Regions from separate parts of the Homo sapiens genome. Here region 1 is linked to region 2. Evidence: chromatin loops called from intact Hi-C (ENCODE). Cell type or tissue: heart right ventricle. All regions are shown on one strand.

Evidence for each region. Hi-C counts contacts between places; a loop is a spot of excess contacts. Peaks named below come from ENCODE experiments on the same cell type or tissue, not always from the same donor. Only the 100,000 strongest peaks of a DNase experiment are listed, where the experiment ranks them.
Region 1: a loop joins it to region 2, with 8 times the contacts of the local background. A loop is called at or near these places in 93 of 110 quality-filtered maps.

What each region holds. Positions count from the first base shown.
Region 1 is chr10:90,914,368-90,916,867 of GRCh38, reverse strand. It overlaps ANKRD1 (ankyrin repeat domain 1), which reads left to right. Exons shown (of 9, transcript NM_014391.3): 6 at 599-697; 7 at 988-1,086; 8 at 1,227-1,325. Among named protein-coding and RNA genes, the nearest start is that of ANKRD1, 5.5 kb to the left of the region's middle. In heart right ventricle, no CTCF peak of the experiment used is centred here; a DNase peak (open chromatin) is centred at 963; H3K4me3 peaks cover 1,224 bases; H3K27ac peaks cover 1,908 bases.
Region 2 is chr10:91,245,770-91,248,269 of GRCh38, reverse strand. The region is part of intron 3 of PCGF5 (polycomb group ring finger 5); the gene reads right to left. Among named protein-coding and RNA genes, the nearest start is that of PCGF5, 26 kb to the right of the region's middle. RefSeq lists a silencer at 259-441. In heart right ventricle, no CTCF peak of the experiment used is centred here; no DNase peak of the experiment used is centred here; H3K27ac peaks cover 289 bases.

The DNA.
Region 1 (2,500 bases), 330 kb after region 2:
ACCCACAGAAGTAGAGAAAGAGCGACAGGGACCCTAGATGAGGTGTCAGATCCAGATTAAAATATTTTGGAAGGGACTACTTTTATTCTGCCAAAATTTTTAAATACATGTGTTTAGAACTTTTGTGTACATTTGACAAAAGAAGTTAGAAGTTCCAGGCAGAGGGGAGTTTGACTGTGTATTCTGCCTCTTATTAGTTGTGTTTCCTTGGGCTAGAAACTTGAACTTTTTGGAACCTGGTTTTTCTTATCTGCAAAATGTGCATAGCAACACCTACCTCAAAATGTTGCTGGAAGAATCAAGGTGTCTAAAGTGTAGCACCATGTTGGCATGAGAAATGTCTCAATAAGTGGCCATTCTTATTCTTTTAAAACATTATTAGATTTATTAAGAGCCTCCTAATAAGACACACATATGCACACACACACACACACACATGTAATTTAGCTAACACATTTGGTAAGAACCTTCGACTCCAGTTAGAATTGTCAATCTAGATGGGGACAACTCATTATTTTCACGGATGCCCTAGCAACCAGGTTCTAATTCCCCAGACCACATTCTCCTTCACATTGTCGGGTCTTCCCTCCCGGTATAGCTTGAATCCACAGCCATCCACTGGGCAAGCCGTGGAGGAAACCTGGATGTTTTAAAATTGTTGCTGAATAAAGGAGCAAAAATTAGCGCCCGAGATAAGGTATTCCTTCTTCTCCTTCTCCCTTCATTCACCCCCTCCCCCTCCCTGTCCCCCATCCTTCTCCACTTCTCCCACTCTTCCCCCTCCCCCTCCTCCTTCTCCCCCACCCGCCCTTCCCTCCTCCCCCACCCCTCCATCTCCTAACCTCGCCTCTCCATTAAAGTCATCTGGAGGCCCATGCTGTGTGCAGGCACCCTAGTGACCACTTCTCCCCCTCGCACATGTCTTGGGGTCTGGGACAGCCTCTGTCCTCATTCCTAGCGAATCAGCAGCGTTTTCCAATTTTCCAGTTGCTCAGCACAGCGCTGCATGTGGCGGTGAGGACTGGCCACTATGAGTGCGCGGAGCATCTTATCGCCTGTGAGGCAGACCTCAACGCCAAAGACAGAGTGAGTAGCTGGACACGCTCGGGTTTCCCAAAGCTTCATTGCTTTTGTATTTGGAATCACTCCCCCAAGCCTGGGTGCCCTTGCAGGACCCACTTCCTGGCCTCAGACCCACCTTGAACCTGTTGACTCTGCTTCTCTAGGAAGGAGATACCCCGTTGCATGATGCGGTGAGACTGAACCGCTATAAGATGATCCGACTCCTGATTATGTATGGCGCGGATCTCAACATCAAGAACTGTGTAAGTACTGGAAACAAGAAACACCGCTTGCAAGCTTTCCAATTTCCAGGAGCATTTCTTAAATAGGTGAAACGACTCCCACAATGGCAGTATTTGAGGGGTCTTCGATGGTCTAAATGCCCCTGCCCATTTCCCCAAGGACAGTGTTTATCTTGGCTAGGACCCAGTTCACATGGCCAGAGATGAGGGAAGTCATAGATACTGCTATGACCTCAGTGCCTGATACAGTGCATAGTAATTCTTTTACAATTTGGTCTTGGAAATGAAAGATAGTCAAAATTTGCTCATCCCCACAAACACCTAGAAGTCCAATCTGCTTTGGCCATTTCTGTCTGTGCAAGGGCTGAGGAAGTTAGAAATAAAGGCATCCACCATTTCCAAAATGTCCTAAAATTCCACAAGGGTCAGTGCAGCCAGTGAACTAAGGTTAATCAATATCCAATCTGAGTAATTCAGAAAGTCCCTTTCCTCCTTACAGCAATGTGAAATGTCACCATTTTCTTCCAGGGGTAGCTGTGCTTTTGCCTGTATTTTTTTTCAGATAATTTCTATCCATTCTCCACTTGGATTTGTCTTCACATCTCTCAAAATAATTTCCTATATTTAGGCCCTGAAAATTCTTGTATAAGTACATATTAATTTAACTTCATCTGTAAGCAGGGAACATAACCAACTTTTCCTCATGGTCTCAATTTCCAGACAAACACCATCTAATATAAGCTTAAAAAATATTGCCCAGAGGAACAGGTATAAATTTCTGAAGAAATAATTTTAAAGAAGCTTTTGAAGAATCACTTTACAAAAAAGAGTGGGGGGGGGGGGAGGGAAACTCAGTCATCATATAAATGCAAATAATTTTCTCCCCTTATTTGTGTTGCAAAGACTGAGAGGAATATCTTATCTTTTAAAACAAATCTGGCTTGGTGACAGGATCAAAGAATGGTGATAAATGAAGATTGCTTGGGATGGGAAAGTGTTAACAGTAGGGCTTCCTCAGTCTAGATATTGGAATTGATCCTATCTAATATTTTTTTAAACTATCAGAAAAAGAGCAGGTTAAATGAAATCTTGAAAGCTGCAGAAAATGTGAAGATTTTTTTTCAGGCAGTGAGACACTACCAGCAGAGACAAATAGCATACAGGTTTAGGGAGACTGTGTAAGTAGCCAGAAAAAT
Region 2 (2,500 bases):
ATGACTTTGAAACTCCTCCCTTGACTAAGGATGGAGTTTATTCCCCTGCCTTGGAAATACGGTCTGGCTTTAAAACTTGTTGAGGCCAGCAGAATGTGGCACAAGTGACTGCTTGGTTCTAAGCCTAAGCCTTAAGAGGCATCAAATGCTTTTGTCTCTATTTCTCTCTCTCAGAATCCTGCTACCATGAGAACAAGGCTGGAGGATGAGAGACCACGTAGAAGAGAGCCAAGCTGCCCTGCTAAGGCCATTTTAGACTAGTCCACAGACAGCCCATCCCCCAAGATCAGCACAGCAGATTACCCAATGCACAGCTAACTGCAGTTGCATGAGTGAGCCCAGCCAAGACCAGATGAACCACCCAGCTAACTCAGGGAACCAGGAGGAATAATAAATGCTTGCTTTTTCAAGCATCAATTTAGGGGTTGTCTGTTATGCAGCAACAGCTGATATGCCCATTCTCAAAATCTCTACCACAGCTCTGGCTCTTTCCTCTAAAGGAAATAATCTCCATTCCTCTCTTCTGAGAAATTTAGACCACTTTATTGTTCTACCTTCTGAAATGAAAACTTTAAATGTTTATCTTGACATTTTTCTCATTTTCTTTCCTGCCATATAACTCATCTTTTTCATGGCCTTTTGTCTTCAATCCCATTCTCTTGCCCCCACAACACCCCCTTCCTGCCTCATCTCCTTCATCCTGCTCAACAACATTACTCTTCTACAAGACTACAAACACATAGAGGTTTCTCACATCTTAAAAAAAACCCCAAAACCTTTCTCAACTCATTAACTCTTTTCAAACTATTATTCTGTTTCTCAATCTTTCCTTCTAACTGGAAAAAAATGTGAAAATAAAACCTACATTATTTCTGTCACATACTCTGTTTTGCTTCTTTTACTCTACTGAATTCTCAAAATCATCTATAACTTCCATATTGAATAGGTTTAAAATTTTTAGAATTAAAATTTAAACTTAAAAATTATTTTTTAAGTTTATATTTCTTCTATATTGCTCTGCAGCAGTTTGACAGTGTTGTCTAACACTGCCTGCCTCCCTGAAAATTTCCTTTGTTTTTTTTAATGTTCAAGTCTGTTCTTTCTTTATTACTAAGCATTTTTCTTTTTCCCAGCTACTTTTAAATCTGATATTCTCCCTTGCTTTGTACTCTGAACTCTTTGACCTTTTCTGTCTTCCTTGTGGATTTCATCTGCTTTTGTGGCTTCAAAACTAACATATAGGCAGATTATCTATCTATCTATCTATCTATCTATCTATCTATCTATCTATCTATCTATCTATCCATCTATCCATCTATCTATCTGCCTGACTATATATCACATCTCTGCTGATTTCAAGTTCCATATTTCCAACAGATGCTAAACATTTCAAGTACCTCCTTTTATTAATCTATGTCAAGATTGTCTCATCTATCCTCCTCCAATAAAATACTAAGTAGCCCAGTCATTGTCTCGCTTTTTTTAAACTAAATTTTTAAGTGATACCATAATTTTTCCAAATCAGCTCAAAATATGAGAATGATCTTAACTTCTCTCTTTCCCTTCATTTACACATTTACTCACCAAGCCACATTCAGAGCTCCCTCTCAATATCTGTCCCACCTATTCTCCCAACAATTCTTCCATTCCTTCAATTAATTACCATTCTGCTTTGAGCAGAGCAGAGACATGTTCATAATCAATCTTCCTAAAGTGCTAATCTGATTGTGTTAGTTCCCTGCTCAAGGACTAATTTCTCTCTACTACCTGACTTCATGTGTTTATATAACTTGAGTCCAACCTACAAACCATAACTGGTACTATTTGCTCACTGTCTCCCTTCTCTAGCCAACTGGCTTATTCAATTATCCCAAGAATTCCTTGTCTTTTCCAATTCATTTTTCTCCCTCATGTTTTACATCCTGGCTCAAATACTCTCTGTACTCTCCGACCAAACCAATGCTACCTTATTCTTCAAGACAAGGTCATTCGTAAAGTTTTCCCAGACTATTTAATAGTAGGAGTGAATAAAAAACAGCACTTCTCACTACATACAAACAGATCAGGAACCAACTTAGTTTCATTTCTGTTTCCTCTGAAACATTACTTACTACTTTGATGCCCTTTCTGTCCTTCCAGCCCAATTTAGGACTAATCTGTTCTATGGTCAGTCATTAAATCACTTCCTTACATGTACCCTTGATTTGTCTCTCTCTTACTTGCTCAAAATTATTTAGTACAACTCAGGTTAAATCCAACTTTCCATCAACTCTGCACTGGCACCCATGGCTGGATAAAAACACAACCATACTCCTTCAAATTCCTAACTACAACACAAACATGCCTTTAAGTTTGCCAGGAATCATACTACACTCACAAGTGCACTGATCCTCTCACTCCCCTGGACAACACGCTTTTTTCTCGCCCTAACTCTCCAAATCCCTTTCCTCTATCCTTAATTTTGACTGACAAACACTTTCTTCTCAATGAAAAATGTCAA